2 separate regions of the Mus musculus genome follow, and region 2 is linked to region 1. A link is a loop called in an ENCODE intact Hi-C map of the cell type or tissue named here. Cell type or tissue: heart. All regions are shown on one strand. Each heading gives the region's core, and the rest is flanking DNA. Links, peaks and the distances in the headings are about the cores only. Region 1 holds the start of Zfp654 (zinc finger protein 654). Region 2 holds the start of Pros1 (protein S (alpha)).

Region 1 (5,378 bases), core at 227-5,226:
CCCATGGCTTTTGTCAAAGACACTAAGAGAGATTTTAGTCTTTTAGTCACTTGAAGCTGCTACTAAATATGTCTTTAAAAGCGACCACAAGGAAGTGAAGGTTAAGCAATTATTTCACATACAAGTAGAATGTAATTTGAACAGTCATTTCTCCTAGAGATCTCAAGCTCTAAGAACATTTCCGGCCTACTATTCCACTTTGAAAAGAATGTGAGCTTCTTTAAGGTCCTGTGAGAGGTATAGCCTGGCAGCAGCTTCAGTTTTCTAGGCTAGTTCTCAATCCAAATCATTACGTAACCTCACAAGAAAAAACAAAAACCATACATGGCAACAGGGCTACAATGCAAGGAAGTTCTTCCATGCACAAACATTTCAGGAGAACATCCATGAGTTTTAACGATAACCACCGGGTTTCAGATAGCCTAATACACTCCATAGGTAAGTTTTACTTTACACCATCGGTGACTTAAAATTAGCAGTAAGTTTTGCAGTGAGGTTTCTTTCTTTTGCCTAAAACTATATACACATTGCAAAACTATTCTGTATCACATGATTTAAAATAAATATAAAAATGAACCACACAATCAACACATTAACTTTAATACTCCACATTATTTATCTTGATCACAATGGTCATTAACTGCCTCGTCAACAATCTTGTGAGCTGAGGAGCTGATTTTCATTCTCGTAGCCATCAGGCAGATATGCTCGCCTCAGCTGGTCTGACTTAGGTATGGACCCTCCGTTCTTCACATGCCGGGACAGGAACGCTCGCACTGCGGGATGATCGGCCTTCTCCAGGGGGATGTTGGCTTCCAGGCACATTTTCACAAAGTCCTGGATAACACTGGCTTTCTCTGTTTGCGCAGGACTGTTGCACTGAAGCGATGCAGTCAGGGGCCTCTGCTTCTTTCTCACATTTTGCTCTTCAAATTCTGCCTTCCTCTTTGTATGAGTCTTTGACTTGAGGTGGTCACTAATGGCAGACTTGCGAACATGATTCAGCACCACATTGCAAGAGGTGCAGAAGAGTTTGCCTCCATCCTCATGAAGCTCACCTCCAAATTCAGTGACTCGATCCAGAGGGGTTACGTACAAAGCAGTCTTAGAACGATTTCGAGCAGGTGGTGCTGTTACAACAAATCGTTCCATTTTGTCTCTGAATAAGGTTCTTCTAAGACAAGAGAAAGATGTTAGTATTATGATAATAGTTCATTCTAGAAGTGATTAACATTAATAAAAAGTAGTTATAAGTGCTTTTGTAAGGGTAGATTTAAAAAAAAAACAATAAATACACCCCCTCCAAAACAACAACAGGAAAAACAAACTTAATTCAGTGATCCTCCGTATCCCACAAACACTTTTAGTTCAATTTATAGGTCACATGTCTTCTAAACATCTGACATATTCAAGGAAAACAAAACTAAAGCAAATCAGCAGCATCCAGCTAGGTCCATTCCTTGACGTGTGTGTGTATGTGGTACTGCCTATGTGCACACCTTGTTGTTTTTGAACAGCTTCTCTAACTGACCCCAGAACTGGGATTATAGATACACACTGCAGAGAGTCCACACACTTGCACAGGAAGCACACGGCCCTACTAATCCAACTTCCCAATACCTTGTTTTTTATGACAAATAAATCAGACCCCTGAAGAAATATTAAAGTATTCTAAATGTCTCTATCGTTTAGAAAATCACAATCACAGCAGCATTCATAGTACTAAAAATACTAACCTTGCCCAACTTAGACATGTGTTCAAGTTAAAGAGCTTCTTGATGGGAAAGCGATTTTGAGAATTCAACTGTGCAAAAATCTGGTAGTAAGACTTACTTTCCAAAAAGAAAAACAAGTAAAAACTAAAAAAACCATAAAGCATGCCTAACTATTTACAATAACATTACAACCTGAGGCCTACATATAGTTGACAATAAGTACTACTTATTTAAGACAGGACCTCAATGCCTAGTGGTACATGCCTTTAATCCCAGCACTTGGGAAGGCAGAGGCAGGCCTGTTCTATGAAGTGAGTTCCAGGACAGCCAGGGTTACACAGAGAAATCCAGTCTAGAAAACCAGCTAACCAAAAACAAAGACAGAGTCTCACTATGTAGACAGAGACCTATCTTTGTCACCTCCTGAATTCTGAGGCTGAAACTGTATGACACCATGTCTGGAAAAATATTAACATATGTATTTCTCTAAAAAGTTGATAATCAAGAGAAGGCAATATGTTCTTTAACATTTGGTTTCCAATTTCCATTGAAGACTAATTTTTATTTCCCTTAACATAGTGCCCAATATGTGCTGGGCACAACTTGATGTTTATAAAAAGTAAATGAACAGCTGGGTGTCCACTAGAGGCAGAACAACTGCTTAGCATGAGCTAAATTCTAGGTTTGACCTCAGCAATCAAAAACAAAAACAAAAATGAAACAAACAGGAAAAAAAAAAAGCCAAATTCAAATAACGACCCCCCCATAACCATTTATCAAAACCCATATAATTTAGAAGCAGTTTAACACTAAATTTAGCCTAACAACAAAACTCAAAACACCAAGAACAACCCTGTTGTCCAGCGGGCTTTCAATGTTGTCCTGAATGGCAGGGATCACATCACAGACATGTGCCAGCATACCTGGCCGTGTCTTACTTCTTACAGAAGTCTAAATGTGTGAGCACCTGTGTTCTGGCACATGTTTGGAGCTGAGGACAGTGGTTTCATGGACTAACTCAGTGTTGTTAGTGACTCTCAAAGTCACTTCACTAGGCCCCCAAACTTCTGAAAATTATCAACGGACTATCAGCTATATAAAATTACAAGCACTGGAAACCCAAGATAATAAATATACTTTGATAACAAAAGATTAGCAAGACTTACTCTTCTATGCCTGTGATTTAACTTTTTATAATAATCAAGACATCAGATACTACTATACTGAATAATTTTGTTAAAAACATGTTGAAGAAATACTTCAAGTATGTTCTGAAGAATTCGTTTTTATAAGTAACATTACAAAGCATGGAGTATCCCACTGCATTAGTCTACTTGCTGGGCAACACCAAGATTATTTCAACTTTGGTCTGTATTTTGAGCAAAATCTATGAACTCAAAGTAGGACTTAGCAATTCATGAAAATTCTCTAAGGCACAAAATGTCTAGAATTTCACATGCTTAATTTCTGTGGATTTCCACCCCACCACATCTTTGACACTCAAGGGTTACGTGTGAGATACTGTTTTAGGGCATAGGTTTTTCATGGCAGAAAAGACAGACATCATGATGAATCCCACCTAATACTCAGCAAATCCTCACTGCAAATGTCTGCAACTTCCACAAGTACTCTACACCTATGAAATAAAACCATTCTAGTAACAATTAAAGCTGTTATGAAAAACTAGGGGTGCAGTTAGAATTTTTCTTTGACTGCAAACTTACAGAAATGGGATCTGCAATTCTTGTGCCACGTGAAGCCTGAACTTTCCTGATCTTTTCTCTTGAAAGGTCTATTCTTGATACTGCCAATGAAAATAACCACCTCATAGAGGCGAGGAGGTTGGTTACGTGTAAAAGTGTTTCCAGAAGTCAGAAATATTTTAAACAAATGAGGAAGTTAAGATAGAGCACCCAGGGAACAAAAGCGAAACAGCCATTTACTACAGCAAAAGTAAACTGAGTTTTCAAGTCGAAATACTCACCAGCTTAATTTCCAGTCGGGTTTTTGTTTGTTTGTTTGTTTTTCCTTGATATTAAGTAGTGACAGTTTTCTGGATGCAAAACCACAGACGCATCCAATCCGAGCGACTTCGCGTTCGTTCAGACCCCGGAGACGCCTTCGACTCAGTTTTTCAACAGGTGGTGGTGGGGAAACAGTTCCTGGGCTTGCACCCTATTTTCCCGGTGGCGCCGGGAAGTCATGTCTTTACTGTAAAACACAAAAAACAAACAGAAAGGGAAGATGGTGGAGGGGCGGGAAAGGCAGGGCGCAGGCCCGCGGCAGAGCGGCTCGGGCCACGCTCTGCACACAGGTGTCTGTCTCTCTCCGCCTTCCGTGCGCGATCCCGAAGCTCCAGCCAGCCCCACGCCAGCTCGGCTCGCACGCCCCGGGGCGGGTGGCCCGGCGGCCCGCGCGCTCCGCAGGCCCGAGGCTCCGGTGGGGGCGGGGAAGGCGGGCGCGGGCCGCCGGACGTCTAGACAGCCTCCTCCCGCCGCGCCGGCCGAGGTGGCGCCCCGGCGCCGCGACCCCGCCTGCGGGCCGGGGCCGGGGCCGAGGCCGCGTCCCAGCCGCCCTCGGAGGGCCCCGGAGAAGTCCGCCGCACCGCCGCCGACTCCGTGGCTGTCCCCGGGGAGGGGGCGGCGGGCGCCGGCCGAGGCCGTCGCTGTCAGGCTGGCCCGGCTCCTTCCTCCTCCACCTCCGGCCCCGCCCCCGGTTCCCTCGCCCGGCCCGAAGGCCTGGGCTCGCCGCCCGCACCAACGGCCAAGCCCACCTTCCGCCTTCCCAGCTCTTCGGGACCGTAGGAGCGGGCCGCCGTTAGGGGAAGTGCACGAGCCCTCGCCAGGAAGGAAGAGAGGAGGAAGAAAGGGCAGAGCAACGGGATGAAGGAGATCCCGTTGCGGCCGCCGCTGCTTCCGCCGCTGCTTCAGCCGCTGCTCCTGCCGCTGCCACCGCCGTCGCCGCCGCCCGAGCGAGCTCCGCCGCGGCCGCCGTGTCCCCTGCCGCGCCCCGTCCTCCGGCGCGCCCTATGGCAGGGCTCGTAGGCGGTCCTCAGCAACCGCCGAGTAGTGTGGACCAACAGATGGCAGGCCTGGCAAACAGACGGCTAGTGTAACCAATAGGAAGGTAGGGCGGGCATGCCTATGATTGGCGGTGTCCTTCCTCCAGTGAAAACTGGGGGCGTGGGTGGGCGGAGCCGGAAGTAGAGCCCAGGCGAGTAGCCCTGTCCGGCTGGGGCGGAGGGAAAGGGGGAGGGAACTAGAGGAGGAGGAGGAGGTTAGCTGAGGCAGCGGCGGCGGCAGCGGCGGCGGCGGCGGCGGCGCAGGGGCTGGGTACGCGCTGGGCGGCGAGAGCCTCATGGCGGAGGAAGAGAGCGACCAAGAGGCCGAGCGCCTCGGAGAAGAGCTCGTGGCCATTGTGGAGTCCCCCCCGGGCCCAGTGGGGCTCCTAGCTGCGGGCGACGGCAGAGGGGGGGCCGGCGGCGGCGGCTGTGGCGGCGGCGTCGGGATCAGCAGCCGGGATTACTGCCGACGCTTCTGTCAGGTGAGGCGCCCGTCGGCCGCTCCGACTTGTCACTGGGCTCCCGGGCCTCTGCGTGGCTCCTGGCCTGCTGGCCCAGGTCTCTGCGTCGTGTCCGGGACCGGTCCTCCGGCGGGACGGAGA
Region 2 (5,378 bases), core at 303-5,302, 2.0 Mb after region 1:
GCAAGCATACAGTCACATGCGGCTTTGTTATGGGGGCTTGGCCGTTGAAGTTTTGTAATTGTAACTTGTTTATCTTCAATATAAAACAAATCAGTTATAGTCTGGTCTTTAAGTTAGTTATAATTTTAAGAATACCTGCATCTTCTTATTACTTAATAAAAAATTGAAATTCTAGCAAACGCCTATTTAATTAACCATCCTTGAAAGATTTCTTTGATACTCTTAGTCGCCTAAATGTTATGCAGTTATTTCTCCCATGCCTGTTTCTGGGAATCCAACAGAGCAGAAGAAAGCACTGTTAATTATGAACACATTTAAAGTTTTGAAAACAATTTTGTTGACAGTTACAACGTACCAAACCTGTGTTGCTCTTTATATATCCCTAAGAGAAAACTCAATATGCTCCCTGGAATCTGGGAATGGAAGAAGGGGGAAAAAAATCAAGAAACACGACAATAAGGTGCAAAGAATCCGTGCCACCACCGCAGATCAGTAGCAATCAAAATCCTCAGTACAAAACGATCCTCGCTCCAAGATAATATCCAACAGCAACTTCTTACGCCAAGGTTAGGGAATGATAAGTAAACTCGCAGTGATCCTCAAACAGTTTGTCAATGTGAGACGAGCCAATCAAGTACAAAGTCCAGAAATTGCAAAAGGAAGGTTAACTGTAAGAGAGGGTGCAGGCTGGGATCGGAGGGCACCGAGGGTTGACTTAGTTTTCCTACCAATGTTTAGAACTATGCTCATCCAATTCCTATGACACTTGGTATCACCCAGCTTCTTGCATCAATCCTGTGGACAATGACTCCCAAAGCAAGGCAAGCTTTGATCTCGTCCCACGTTTACTCAGTCCGCCAGATCCAGGCTGCCGCCACTCTCTGAGACGCTGGGGGACTTACTGGAAATTTAGGAAGCAACAAGCTGTCCAGGAGACAATCCTACCAGCCAGGGCATGTAGGGACCAGAGAAGCCTGAAGATATGGATTACTTACAGTTTGTCTCTGAGACAGGGATCACCAGGGCGAGGCAGGCCAGTAGCACCCGAAAGCGTGCGCTCAGGACCCTCATTGCTGAGAGGATGGCCGGGGGTCAGGGCTGGCGCAGCGGGGACCGTGCCTGCGCTAGGGCGGCCGAGGGAAGCTGCGAGCCCGGGCTCTGCTCTCCCAGCTCTGCCGCGGCCCAGCCCGAGCGCGGGCGGGCGGAGCAGCCAGGGGCGGAGGGGACCGCCCGCTCCCAGCCCCCAGCCCGGGAGGGGAAGCGGTGACTGGGACATTTCCTGGAAGCTCTTCGCAGCTGGGGGGCGGGGGTGGGGTGGGGAGGGCCGCGGGAAGGAGGTCGGAGGCCGAGGGAAGCTTATCAGAGAGGTCCTTTGTCACTGTCCCCAGCCCTGCTTTTACTTCGTTTCTTTAGAAAGTTGTTTTCAAAGGGTGAAGTATCTCTCTCTCTCTGTCTCTCTGTCTCTCTGTCTCTCTGTCTCTGTCTCTGTCTCTCTCTCTCTCTCTCTCTCTCTCTGTCTCTGTCTCTCTCTCTCTCTCCTCCCCTGCTCCTACCTTCTCTAGCATCCCTTCCCCATTCCTCCTCCACCCAGCTTCCCTTCTCCCCACCCCACCCCATTTCTTTCCAACTCCAGAGACTGCCAGCCAGTCAGGATGTCAACTTAAACTGAAGCCAACTTGGACTTTAGGAAGAAGGGTACTCAAAACCAAAGTAGTGGGAGGAAAGAAAATCGAAAGGTTTGATCACCCACAGAGTATTTCCTCAGAACAGCTTGTTTTGGTGTTAGCATTACCCTTTTGGTTTTTGTCAGGCATACACGTGTAAATCAGGCTTTCCCTGCTACTTGAAACTAAACTGCCTGGGTTGAAAACATAGAACTTGCTCTTAACACTGTTTTATAACTTTAAGAAAAGAGCTTACACTTTTAAGTCCTAGTCATATCATCTGTAACAGAGATAAGAGGTTTTCATCGTGTTGACATGAGACTCTATAGATGCTATCGATATGAAACATTAAGTCCATGCCAACTAGTAGAACTCAACGCACATAGAGTATATTAATCCTTTTTTGTCCAATTAAAACATAGATTGATTTTTTTGAATGTGTGTGAACGAAACTTACTAGGCAGAATCATATTTTAAGGGTCATTTTTCCTCTCTCTCTCTCTCTCTTTCTCTCTCTCTCTTTCCTTTGTTATTTAGTGATCCAGTGGGGATGCAAGATGACTAAGATGGGAGTCAATATTTTTTCTGATAAAATGTTTTGGGAAATTTCCATTCATTGAGGAGGAGGAAGGAAAACTTTTGTACTATACCCGTCTATGCTCTATGCCATGCTAAATTAATGTATGATAGACTAAGAGGACAAAATGGGGCTGGAGAGTTCACTCAGCTGTTAAGAGCACTGGCTGCTTGTGCTGCCTGCTTGCTCCTCCAGGGGTCTTGAATTCAATTCCCAGCAACCACAGGTTGGCTCACAACTGTCTGTAATGAGATCTGATGCCCTCTTCTGGTATGTGTCTGAAGACAGCTACAGTGTACTCATGTAAATAAAAATAAATAATTTTAAAAAAAGAGGAGAAAATAATATTCAATCACATACATATACAGGAGAATTTCACAAATTCATGAGATCCAATGAGGTGGCCAGATGACTGAGACATATGGCAACTTAAGTTGAGGAAAAGGACTTTGAGGCTTACAGCCAAGGAGTTGAATGCGGGGAGAAGAAAAGTCAGGAAGAGACAATGAGTAGAACTGCATGGTCAAAAGGGGTTGCTTGCCTTATTGTCTCTCTGGCAACAACAATTGTTCTGGGTTTGTTCTTTCTAGTATGGTAGGAATCATACTAACTGGGCTGGTGAGATGGCTCAGCAGGTAAGAACACTGACTGCTCTTCCAAAGGTCATGAGTTCAAATCCCAGCAACCATATGGTGGCTCACAACCATCCCTAACGTGATCTGACTCCCTTTTCTGGAGTGTCTGAAGTCAGCTACAGCATACTTACATATAATAAATAAATAAATCAAAAGAAAAGGAATTGTACTAACTAAAAAGAAATGCTATAAGTATAAATTTCTGTTGTAGCTTGGATTTTTTAAAAATTACTTTAAAAACATTTACTTATTTTAATGCATGTGAGCTTTACCTGTGGGTATGTGAAGGCGGATGTACCACCACAAAGAAGCCAGTTGAGGTCCCCTGGAACAGGAGTTCCAGATGTGTTTTGAGCCACAGTGTGAGTACTGGGAACCAAACTCAGGTCCTCTGGAAGAACAACTACTCAAACCCCAAACCTCTTTCCAGCTCCTGAAGCTCCAATCTTAGCTGCTTCTGAAAGGTTCCTGTGTTAAGGGCTTTGTCACCAGCCTGTCGTAAAAACACCAGGACTTGGGACCCAATGAAAGGTCACTGAGGGTGTGTTGTTGCCTCCCCCCACACACCAATCTGTGTGTGCCTGTTTGTCCTGTCTCTCTCCTTAGTAGCCAAGTAACCAATAACTGTAAGCTAAGCAACCAGTATAGCCTCTTTCTTCCAGTATAAATATTACCACAATGTATTCTGCAGTCACAAGCCAAGGGCTACATTATAGAAACAACTAAAGCCATATATTCATTTGCTGCATGGACGTTTATCCTCGGGGTTTTGTTTTTTGTTTTTTGTTTGTTTGTTTGTTTACTTTTTCACTTAGGGCAGAAAGCTGACTGACACAATTTCATTTCCAAACCAGGGAACTCATTTGATGGGACATGAAGAGCCCACTATTTCTCTGCTGTTCTGCTGGATTTGATTTGCTTTGGTTTGAAATGCCCCAAATACCACCAGCACTCATTGAAAACATCTGCAAGCATGGGTTGCAGCCATAGACGAGATTCATCACTACAGTTTGAGCGCCTTCAGTTCAACACCTACTGCTCCATTCTGTGTGGGTGAAACCCAGTCCCTCAGACAACTCAGTATCACATGCTGTGCCTTCTTCTGGCTTCTGTCATGGCCCCTTCATCTTTCCACAAGGTCCACTAGAACTGCAGTCCAACACCGCCATGATGGTAGGCCTCACCTATCCACATTTTCAAATAACGTTTTGAAATTGAAATACACATACATATATATGTCAAAGTAGTAAATGGTGCTGTACTATGTTCTAAATCCTTGCATTTGTTAGAATAAGAACTATTGAGTATATTTGCAACCCCTCCATTTAAAAGAAATTCTCTTCCTTAAAAGAGGAAGGTTTGTAAGGGGTCACAGACACCACAAGAAAACCTGCAGAAGCAGCTAGCCTAGGCCCATAGGGGCTCACAGAAACTGACCTGCCAACCAGGAAACATGTAGGGCCTCTGCACATATGTTACAGTAGGGTAGCTTGGTCTTCATGTTGGAGTCCTAAAGTGGAAACAGGGTCTGTCTCTGTCTCTGTTGCCTGCCTCTGGGACCCTTTTCTCCTATTGGATTGTCTGGTCTAGCCTCAATAGAAGAGGAGGTGCCTAGTCTTACTGCAACTTGCTATGCCATGGCCCATTGAGGCTAGCCCTTTTCGAAAGAGAAATGGAGGAGTGGGTAGTGCAGGGTGGATGGGTGAGTGGGTAGTGACTGGGAGGAGACGGGGCAGGGGAAGCCAGTTGGGATATAAAATAAATAAAATTAAAAAGAATTTCTGTTCCATTTTGGACAAATCTACCCCCTCAGAAATGTTTGGATTGTTAAACAAAAGAAGCTTAAAGTACTATATTTAATCTTCAGTGTGTAAATGTGCATGTGCCATGGGTCTTCAATGAACAGCTGCATTTTGGAATCTCTTCATTGCAGGAGGACAATTTTTAAGGATATTGTCAACTTTGAGATTTCTCAAAGAGGGAAAAGTTTCTAAATCGAATGAATATCAACAGCATGCTGCACCATAGCATCTCCAATACAGACAACAACAGAGAGGGTATGGAAGGGAACTTTAAAGAAACAGAGGCACTTCCTGGAAATGGAAAAAGAAAAAGAAACCTTTTCCAATTTTTTTGCTTGCAGGGGCTTACCTTCCTAGTTTCAGAATCACGCGTTCGTGTCAGAGTAAATGTACAATAACTGCCTCCATCACTGTAACATGAAACTTAGAATGATATCTGACGTGCTCAATAATAGAATTGGAGACTACATCCCTGGATAAACTATTGAGGTTTTAAACTTATAAGTTCATTCCAGTTTCAATCAATATCGATATCTGGATTCTGCTAAGTATTAACACTTTGATGGATACTATGCAGGTAAAATGTGATTAATACATATACATATATATATATATATATATATATATATATATATCCAAATAAAACTTGACCAAATTTGAACTCATTATCTAATCCTGTTGTCATACCAAGTTATATATT

The links. A loop is a pair of places that touch in the nucleus more often than their neighbours do. Peaks named below come from ENCODE experiments on the same cell type or tissue, not always from the same donor. Only the 100,000 strongest peaks of a DNase experiment are listed, where the experiment ranks them.
Region 2: a loop joins it to region 1, with 5 times the contacts of the local background. A loop is called at or near these places in 2 of 42 quality-filtered maps.

What each region holds. Positions count from the first base shown.
Region 1 is chr16:64,851,347-64,856,724 of GRCm38, reverse strand. It overlaps Zfp654 (zinc finger protein 654), which reads left to right and starts at 5,002. Exons shown (of 9, transcript NM_001347245.1): 1 at 5,002-5,258. The coding sequence starts at 5,073. It overlaps Cggbp1 (CGG triplet repeat binding protein 1), which reads right to left and starts at 4,724. Exons shown (of 3, transcript NM_178647.3): 1 at 4,489-4,724; 2 at 3,700-3,926; 3 at 1-1,174. The coding sequence starts at 1,152. The coding sequence ends at 649. In heart, for the core only: CTCF peaks have their summits at 2,361 and 5,140; DNase peaks (open chromatin) are centred at 4,064 and 4,914; H3K4me3 peaks cover 2,571 bases; H3K27ac peaks cover 1,946 bases.
Region 2 is chr16:62,850,122-62,855,499 of GRCm38, reverse strand. It overlaps Pros1 (protein S (alpha)), which reads right to left and starts at 1,193. Exons shown (of 15, transcript NM_011173.3): 1 at 996-1,193. The coding sequence starts at 1,071. In heart, for the core only: a CTCF peak has its summit at 2,500 (motif pointing left); a DNase peak (open chromatin) is centred at 1,189; H3K4me3 peaks cover 1,386 bases; H3K27ac peaks cover 1,458 bases.